Regions from separate parts of the Homo sapiens genome. Here all the other regions are linked to region 3. Evidence: chromatin contacts called from ENCODE Hi-C or POLR2A ChIA-PET data. All regions are on one chromosome and are shown on one strand. Each heading gives the region's core, a stretch centred on a gene start or an enhancer-like site at or near the end of the contact. The rest is flanking DNA. Distances are from core to core; before and after follow the strand shown.

Region 1 (3,090 bases), core at 1-2,500, 390 kb after region 3:
GTGAGAATTACATAGAGTAAAAAACAAAGAATTCAGCAGAGTCTTTGGCCAGGAAGACTTCTCAATGCATGAACATGATTATTCTTACTACCTTCTGGGTCACTGGAGCTACTGCTTTGCTCCAAGAAGTAGCAAGCAATCTGCTCTTTTTTTTTTTTTTTTGAGATGGAGTCTCCCTCTGCCACCCAGGCTGAAGTGCAGTGGGGCAATCTCGGCTCACTACAACCTCCACCTCCCAGGTTCAAGCAATTCTCCTGCCTCAGCCTCCTGAGTAGCTGGGACTACAGGTGCATGCCACCACGCCCGGCAAATTTTTTATATTTTTAGTAGAGAAGAGGTTTCGCCATGTTGGCCAGGCTGGTCTTGAACTCCCGACCTCAGGTGATCCGCCTGCCTTGGACTCCCAAAGTGCTGAGATTACAGGCGCGAGTCACTGCGCGCAGCCACAATCTGCTCTTAATTACCCTGCAAAAATCCCAGGAAGACTCTCAACTTCAGGGAGAACCTGAGTGCTATGCAGCCTCTTTCCACTTCCCTCACACACCTGGGCAGGTGGGCAGTCATACCATCATCCATCCCTCACAACCCCCATGTTAGAGAGATGTTGATAAGGAAGATCAATATATTTCAGAGCAGCATACCTGGAAAAATGCAAACCCTGGGGTGTCATCAATCCAAAGTTACCAGGGAATAGGGGAAAGGCAAATGCCGAGTTGTTCCTGAACAGTTCTTGCATTTCAGATACAGAAAATACTTACTAAAAGCATCTACTGCCTTTGTCAGATTGTTCTGGGCAGACCTGAGAAAATAAAATGTAAAAAATAAGTTTTTTCTTTTTGAAAATAAAAGAACAAACATACGATCACATTTTCATTTACGTTCGTAAAAACCCTGTCCTATACCAGGTCTGAGATGCATTCCCAGTGACTCGAATGCTCCTTGCCTCAGGGTGTCCCTCATGGCCACACCCTCGCTTCAGGTTTTTAAAGTCCCACCTGGGCACCTCTCTATCAACTATTGGAAGACTATTCTTTCAGATTACACTTATTGTACATGTTTATGCACGTCTTTCTCAGAAATGATACTTCAGGCAGTACAGAAATACCTTCTATCCTGTTACTTTCACTTTCTTTCTTTCTTTCTTTTTTTTTTTTTTTTGAGACAGGGTCGCACTCCACCTCCCAGGCTGGAGTGCTGTGATGCAATCTCAGCTCACTGCAACCCCCACCTCGCAGGCTCAGGTGATCCTCCCACCAGCCATCCTCCCACCTCAGCCTCTTGAGTAGCTGGGATTACAGGTGGGTCCCACCACACCCAGATAATTTTTTGTAGTTTTGGTAGAGACGGGGTCTCACCATGTTGCCAGACTGGTCTTGAACTTCTGAGCTCAAGTGATCCACCTGCCTCAGCATCCTGAAGTGCTGGGATTCCAGGCATGAGCCACCACACCCGGCCTATCCTGTTACCTTCAAACTGAAAATAATCTGTGAGTACTCAATTTTCTACCGCCCTTACTATGAAAAATAAGTTCTTTGGCATTAAAACCCGTCAGAGACTTTTGTTATTTTCTGCATCCTGAGGTGGTTACTTTGGATGTGGTATCATGAAGGCTTTCTTGAAGTTAGCTTTCATTCATCTCCTTGCTGCTATGACTGTTTGGGTATCGAGAACCAAGAGACTTTGACAGGTACTGTACTCTCGATTGGCTTCACATCAAAATTCAAGCACTGACAGGTGACGACTGCTATGTGCTTTCTGATGAAGTGTTTTTGGGAACTGTAACCAACATGTGACAAGATTTTTTTTTTTTATGGAACAAGATTTTTTTTTTTAAATATGGAACACTTCACAAATTTGCATGTCATCCTTGCGCAGGGGCCATGCTAATCTCTGTATTGTTCCAATTTTAGTATTTGTGCTGCCGAAGTGAGCACAAGATTTTTATATGTTATATGTTTCTATACCAACAGTGTCATCAAATCTCAGGTTTTAAAAGGGAAGGTTATTTTAAAATCTGTACTAATATTTACCTCAGGAAGATTACCAAGGCAAGGATTCATGCCTATCTCCTGCCCTGCTGAGAGAGGTGGGTCTTCGTCGCAACCTGCAATTTTATTTATCCATACAAGGCAGGTCAAATCACAGACTTGGGCAGGGTGTGGTGGCTCACGCCTGGAACCCCAGCACTTTGGGAGGCCAAGGCAGGCTGATCACTTGAGGGTGGATTACTTGAGGTCAGGAGTTTCAGATCAGCCTGGCCAACATGGCGAAACCCTATCTCTACTAAAAATACAAAAAAATTTAGCAGGGTGTGGTGGTGCACCCCTGTAATCCCAGCTACTCAGGAGGCTGACATGAGAATCGCTTGAACCCAGAAACTGAGATCACGCCACTTCACTCCAGCCTGGGCAACAGAGCAAGACTCCATCTCAAAAAAAAAAAAAAAAATCCCTGACTTTTCCAGTTTACCAAGACTACTGCCGAAACACTACTGAGTGCTTGAAATCATGCTCCAAAGCTTAAAACGTATTTTTCTTATTCATCCACCAAGATTGATGAAGTCAAGGAAGTGCCTAACATTAGATCATTGTACATCCTATGCCTCATTTTCTCTTCAATGGGAAACGGAAGTGGGTTATATAAGGTGATACACAGAGCAACTGCAGCTGTCTGAGGACTGAGCAACAACACGCCTGAGCTATAATACTGAGGATGGCAGAGTTCTTATTGATACCATTTGCTTTCATTAATCTGCAATTTTCACAAAGCAGACATTTCCTTCTATGATTCCTTTGGAGAAATAAGTTTTTAATTATACTAGAATCATATTCAATAACACTCTTCAGAATCATGAATGCCCTCCTTGTGACATGGCTGGGACGCACAATGATCTACTGATTGAAACAAGGGCTTTGGAGTCAGAGGCCTGGCTTTGCTGCTAATTAGTTGTGTGATTTTAGACAAGTGACTTCATTTCTCCAAGTATTATTTCCTCATTCATCAAATAGGGATGCTACGACTTACCCATGGGAATTAAATAAGATAATGCAAGTTAAGCATAATTGTTAATAAGATTATAAGAAAGTTTTT
Region 2 (3,013 bases), core at 250-2,749, 470 kb before region 3:
ATGACATTAACCCCGGAGCCTCCTGATGGACCTGGCCATTCAAGAAGGTGCACTCTTCCTCTTTGACTCATGATACGGGGCCATCCCATCAGTCACCACGCCTGAACATCAGAACAATTTCTAGAGCAGAGCACACGAACCTTCCCTCCCTCAGCAGCACCTCCTAGACCTCAAGAGCCCTGACTGCTGAGACATGCATCCCTTCGGGGGCCTGACATCTCCTCCACTGCGATTTGAACCACCAGAGGATCAGTCAAGCTCTGGAAACGAGACCCAGGGAAAAGGAAATCTCAAATTGAACACGAGACCACAGAAGGTGTCCACATTCTCTAAAGCCCAGAAACCCAGCAGGACCCAGGAGGCTTCCTGGATTTCAGAGTGGGGTTTGCAAGCCCGCCTTATTTGGGGATAAACTGAACATCACGCTAATTCCTCATTAGCCCTTTCCAGCTGTAAGCATGGGGCTGGTGCAGGAGGGATCTCCCATTTCCCCCGATTGGGACCACAGAAAAAGGATGGAAAGTAACTTAACAAGCTTTTTGGATGTCAAATTGCTGTTACAAAACAACGTTTTTAGGAGTTAAGCAATTAATCCAAACACACATGGATTCAATTTCCTTGAAACCCAAATGGCTTAAAAAACCAAGGGAGAAAAATGCTCAGGGACAAATCCCTTCTGAGTTTGTGAACCCCAAGCCTGTGGAAAGAAAACAACAGAACTGCGGTGCTGCCCCCCTTAACACACTGGAAGCTCCCTTCTCGGTGGAGGGAGGATGGGGCAGGCGCCCAGGCCCCACAGTCACGTGGACTGGGGGCCCAGAGGACGTGGACAAGGGAAGGAAGCAATATGCTTCTCCTCTGCTCAGTGCTCTTTCTCTTCTGGTTTTCTATAAGGCAAGGGAAGAGGTTTCAAGGCAAATATTCGCTTTTCCCCTGCAACGCTTTATAACTTGGCCTTAGATACTCACTTGGAAGAAAAAGCTTTAATAGAATCCTGTTGGGGCCTTTTTATGACCTCCCCAAACAAAGGAAATCAAACACAAGACAATGTTTATATCCAACTTCTAGGGTCAAATGGGAAAGCAATCAGCTCAAAGTGCAGAAACATTGAGGGCTGCATCCTCTCTCTGGTGCCACTCACTCTGGGGCACAGATCGGGGACCCGCCAGGCTCAGCCACCCTCTGGTGTGCATCCTTGGGCAAACCACATCCCCGAAACTCCGGTCCCATCTGGAAGCTTGGGGAAGAGCAGTTGAAATAACATTGAGTTCAGAAAGCTAAATGCATGTTGTTAAATCAAGTTTAGCCTAAAGCTGCCTCCTTACATATTTTAAGTTCGGCCTAAAGGTTTTTCTGTACATCGTGAACTATCGATGTAACAAGCGGAGGCATCAACAGACTGTAGCCTGCACTTGTGCCAGTCACTGAGTTTTGGCCAATCAAAGGGGGCCGACTGAACGGTGTTCAAATAAGGCAAACACCAACCTGTAACCAATCCAGCTGTTTCTGTACCTCACTTTCGCTTTCTGTAGTCGATTTCCTCTTTCTGTCCATAAATCTTACTCCACCACGTGGCTGCCCTGGAGTCTCTGAGCCCACTCTGGCTCGGGAGGCTGCCTGATTCACGAATTGTTCATTGCTCAGTTCAACTCCTTTCAATTTAATTCGGCTGAAGTTTTTCTTTTATCAGAGTGAAAATATTATATATTTTTTAAACTTGTTAAGCACCGTGCAACTGTTTGTCCTTGTCACTTGCTGAGGGGGTGTGGCCTGAGCGCTGACAGCCCCCCAGTGATGACAGCCTTATTGTTTTATTTTTACTCTTCACAACATGGCCCCTCTTCCTTCCTCACCCCCTTCCAACTTCTTTTGCTCCTATGGAGGTTCCAGCTTCACAGTGGAGAAGAACAGGACCCACGGTCTGACTGCAGGCCTGCTGCCATGTTTTTCACAGAATTAAATCCACCAGGAACTCTCTCCTTCTCAATATCTGACCTGCCCACAGTCCTTAATCCTCTTGCAGTCCGTAACAGATCAGGAGAAGGTCAGGGGTGTTGTCTGAACCCTGGGAGGGAACCCGTTCAAAGACAGCAGAGGGGCCCCTGAGGAGCTCCCACCCCAGCATCCACCTCCCCGTGGGGCCAATGTCTGATCTCCCTACCTCCCGTTCCACTCGTGGGGCCAATGTCTGATCTCCCTCCCTCCCGTTCCACCCGTGGGGCCAGTGTCTGATCTCTCTCCCTCCCGTTCCACCCGTGGGGTCACTGTCTGATCTCCCTCGCTCCCGTTCCACCCGTGGGGCCAGTGTCTGATCTCCCTCCCTCCCGTTCCACCCGTGGGGCCAATATCTGATCTCTCTCCCTCCCGTTCCACCCGTGGGGTCACTGTCTGATCTCCCTCCCTCCCATTCCATCTGCCATGGGTGATTCCCTCACTGTGGGACAATTCTCACCAGCATGACAGCACATGCCACTTCTCCTGTCCCCAAAAACCAAACTAAACCCTTTTGCCCTGTTTTTCCCTCGAGCAATCACTCCACATCTCCCCTTTCCTTGGCAGCAAAACTTCTCAAAAGAGCTGTGCACCCTTGCCATCTCCATTCCTCTCCTCTCATTCTCTCCCAGCATCCAGCCTGGGCATGGACCCCATCACCCCATGGAAGCTCCCGTTGTGCAGGTCACCAGAAATGCCATGCCTAGGGATCACCCCCAAAGAACTGAAAACAGAGACTCGAAAGGAGACACGGCCACACATGTTCATAGCATCATTACTCACAGCAGCACAAAGCTAGAAACAGCCCAACGGCCGTCAACAGATGGATGGGTGAATGCAGTGTGGTCTATCCATACAGTGGAATGCCATTCGCCTTAAAAAGAAACAAAATCGCCAAAAGAGTAGATTGTAAGTGTTCTTACCACAGAAAAATGATAGTTTATGAGGTAATTCATGTGTTAATTTGTTCAATGTAGTCACTGCACTATGCATACATATTTCAAAACCACATTGTACAGCA
Region 3 (3,140 bases), core at 266-2,765:
TAAGCTCAAGTGATCCTCCTGCCTCAGCCTCCCAAGTAGCTGGGACCACAGGCACGCACCACCATATATATTTTTTGTAGAAGGTTTCCCCATGTTGCCCAGGCTGGTCTCAAACTCCTGGGCTCAAGGGATCTGCCCACTTCAGCCTCCCAAAGTGCTAGGATTATAGTCATGAGTCACGGCGCCTGGTATAGAATTCCCATCTATAGTACTAAGGTTTAAACAGGTTTGGAACTTTCTCTGGTATGTCTGGCATACCTCTCAGAGGAGAGGTCATGGTGGAAAACATCGCCATCTGACAGTGTGAAAACGGCTAAGGAATGACTCTGGGTGACCACGAGTAAGCCATTTGACTTCCCTAGGACTCAGTTTCATCTCTGTAAAATGAGGTTTTCGGGGAGATGATCTTGAAAGACTTCCACCTCTAAAACCATGAGAATGAGAGCCAAACTCCCAAGTTCTCCAAACTCAACTTGAAGCTTTTCTAATATTCATCTTGATTATGCGACTGACACATCCTGATGTGCTGGGACCACGTTCTTTTTCTTTTGCAAACCTTACAGTGTTGGTGCACAGTGGGAATCCAATCATCTTTTAAAAATTTAATTGGGAATATTAATTTTAGGGTACTCTCCCAGATATGAGGACGATAACCGGGTACAAACAAGAGTTGGGGGAAGAAGCAAAAAAGCGTAATGCTCGTTTAAGAAACGGTAACATCCATTCAGGATTCCACCGCCTGGCAGAACTGGCTACACTCACTTAAGAACCTGCTAATTCACGAGCTTGTGAACCACAGCCAGGTCTCAGCTGCCGATGCTCTGGTCCAGATAAACGCCCTACGCGGGCATCCGGAGTGACAACGACCAAGTGGCATCCAGGAGCCGGACGGCCTCCATTGCATGACAATCGCTGTTTAAACAGGAGCCAAAGGCCAGACCCACTGAACGCATCCCGAGCAGGCTCGAGGGGCGGCCGGCGCCCGGGGCTGCTCAGCAGGGGTCCCGCGCGGCTGAGCCCCACGGGGCCAAAGCCCCGACCGACGGGAGAGAGGGGCGGGCACTGGCTCCGGACCCGAAACTCCGCTCTCAGCAAAAAGCGGCTCCCGGGAACTGGAAGCCTGGCGAGGTGGGGGTGGGGGCGGGGGAGGGGGGCGAGGGGCGGCGAGGGGCGAGCAGGGGGGCGGAGGGCGAGCAGGGGGGCGGGGGCACGGCCCGTTTCGGGTGCCGGGCCGATGGCAGCCGGGGCTGGGGAGGGACAGGCTCAGCAAGCGGGCGGCCGGGAGTTCCGGGGGGCCCGCCCGAGAGGCGCCGGACTCCACGGAGACCGGGACCGGGGCGAGGGCGCACTCGGACCCGCCGCGACGACGCGCCTACCTCTTGTCAGAAAGGCCGGGCCTGGGACACGGGGTGGCGAGGGGCGCTCATACCGGCGGCTCCGCGGGGCAGTCTCGGTTCCACTGCTCCGCGACCGTAGCTCGACCGCCGGTTCCGGGGAGGGGGCCGGGGAGGCGGGAGGGGGAAGGGGCGCGGCGACGGCACTTGTGGTTGTTACGGGTGACGGGGTGGGCGGGGCCGGGCGCCGGGAGGGGCGCGCGTGCGCGGCCGCGGCCGAGGGAGCGGGGGCGGGAGCGGGCGATGGTTGCTAAGAAAGGGGAGGGGGGAGGACACCCGGGGCCCGAACTGCGCAGGCGCGAGCTCCGACCCGCGAGCGTGGGAGGAGCTCGGAGAAGGCGCCGGCCCCGTCGCACTGCTGGATGTGCCCGAGGTCCTCGTGGCCCCTCCCAGTTTTGCGTCACTTGTTGGGGGCGGGGCCGGGCTGGGCTTCGCGAGTAGCGGGCGGAGGCGGAGTGAAGCCCCAAGGGGCTGCCGGCGTGCAGGGGAGGGGTTCGGCTGAGCGGGAAAAGGGAAGTTTGCGGGAGGTCAAAACCACCGGGGCCCTCCCGTATGGCTGCTGCTCTGAGGCCTGCCTCTGGTCGCCCTGGCGGCTGCCCCCGTGCTTCCTCATTTCTTGTTGACTGTTCAGGAGCACCAGGCTGCTCGCGCCAGTGCCCCGACCGCATTCTCGCCGAGTAATGGGGAGGAGGCGGACGCCGGTGCTGCGCGGCCCAGGGCTCGGGAGGGCCCGGGTGAGCCCGGGTGGAGCCCAGCGGCATCCTTGTCAACACATCCAGACGGCTCTAGTGTCGGGCCGCGGGCTTGAAACTGAGACGCGCGCCCAGGGCCTGCCCCTCGGAAACGAGGGTGCCAAGGTGGGGCTGCTAAGTAGCTCCCGAATTTCAGCAGGAGAGCACCGTCCAGCCCCAATTTTCAATCCGGTACCACTGAGACATTTTGGGGTCCTTAAGAGGAGCTCATGACTAGAAAGGGGCACCTCGCATGCCCACCCACACAGCAAAGCTGGTTTTATAACCAACATGCAATTTCACTGTCAAAGTCACTGTTGTTCCGTTCACATTAGTCACCCTGAGTGGCTGTACATTTCATGCTGCCATTGGACAGAACGTTTTTGGACCTGTTTAGGAATTTCCATCAAAGCCAGTTTACCAGACACACAAGCAAATCATTCATGGCCTCATCACCCCTTGTGTTCCACGTCAAACCATCATCTTCCAGCTGGGTCACCTACATTATTCACTACATTCAGTCTGACTGGCTTTTGCTTGTTTGTAGAAATCACATCCACCGGCCGGGCGCGGTGGCTCACGCCTGTAATCTCAGCACTTTGGGAGGCCGAGGTGGGCGGATCACGAGGTCAGGAGATCGAGACCATCCTGGCTAACACGGTGAAATCCCTGTCTCTACTAAAAATACAACAGATTAGCCGGGCGTGGTGGCGGGCGCCTGTAGTCCCAGCTACTTGGGAGTCTGAGGCAGGAGAATGGCGTGAACCCTGGAGGCAGAGCTTGCAGTGAGCCGAGATCGCGCCACTGCACCCCAGCCTGGTCGACAGAGCGAGACTCCGTCCCAAAAAAAAAAAAAAAAATCACATCCACCTTCAAAAGACGCTTTAACGCCGTTGCGGTGGCTCACGCCTGTAATCCCAACAGTCTGGGAGACCTAGGTGGGTGGATCACCTGAGGTCAGGAGTTTGAGACCATCCTGGTCAACACGGTGAGACCTCGTCTCCACTAAAAATAC

Evidence for each region. Hi-C counts contacts between places; a loop is a spot of excess contacts on that map. ChIA-PET counts read pairs that join two places held with the same protein, here RNA polymerase II (POLR2A). Pooled maps may share reads with other maps.
Region 1: a loop to region 3 is called in a pooled map, with 4 times the contacts of the local background. The contact joins the enhancer-like site here to the promoter of SEC14L1 in region 3. A Hi-C loop is called at or near these places in 4 of 50 pooled maps. POLR2A ChIA-PET finds 5 or more read pairs at or near these places in 3 of 52 experiments (activated CD4-positive, alpha-beta T cell, activated T-cell and naive thymus-derived CD8-positive, alpha-beta T cell).
Region 2: a pooled map shows a loop between it and region 3 (5-fold over the local background). The contact joins the enhancer-like site here to the promoter of SEC14L1 in region 3. A Hi-C loop is called at or near these places in 5 of 50 pooled maps. POLR2A ChIA-PET finds 5 or more read pairs at or near these places in 3 of 52 experiments (CD8-positive, alpha-beta memory T cell, activated T-cell and activated naive CD4-positive, alpha-beta T cell).

What each region holds. Positions count from the first base shown.
Region 1 is chr17:76,751,756-76,754,845 of GRCh38, reverse strand. MFSD11 (major facilitator superfamily domain containing 11) reads right to left here. Exons shown (of 13, transcript NM_001242532.5): 8 at 759-799. It also overlaps the pseudogene RNU6-97P. Among named protein-coding and RNA genes, the nearest start is that of MFSD11, 15 kb to the right of the region's middle. Within about 2 kb of position 1,250, at least 4 of the 41 ENCODE cell types and tissues checked have a DNase peak (open chromatin) inside an H3K27ac peak, as active enhancers do.
Region 2 is chr17:77,608,862-77,611,874 of GRCh38, reverse strand. No RefSeq gene overlaps it. Among named protein-coding and RNA genes, the nearest start is that of LINC01987, 120 kb to the left of the region's middle. Within about 2 kb of position 1,499, at least 9 of the 41 ENCODE cell types and tissues checked have a DNase peak (open chromatin) inside an H3K27ac peak, as active enhancers do.
Region 3 is chr17:77,139,344-77,142,483 of GRCh38, reverse strand. SEC14L1 (SEC14 like lipid binding 1) reads right to left here and starts at 1,515. Exons shown (of 17, transcript NM_001143998.2): 1 at 1,377-1,515. LOC105371901 (a long non-coding RNA gene) reads left to right here and starts at 1,045. Exons shown (of 5, transcript XR_934988.3): 1 at 1,045-1,128. RefSeq lists silencers at 743-1,037, 1,202-1,651, 1,662-1,871, 2,022-2,231.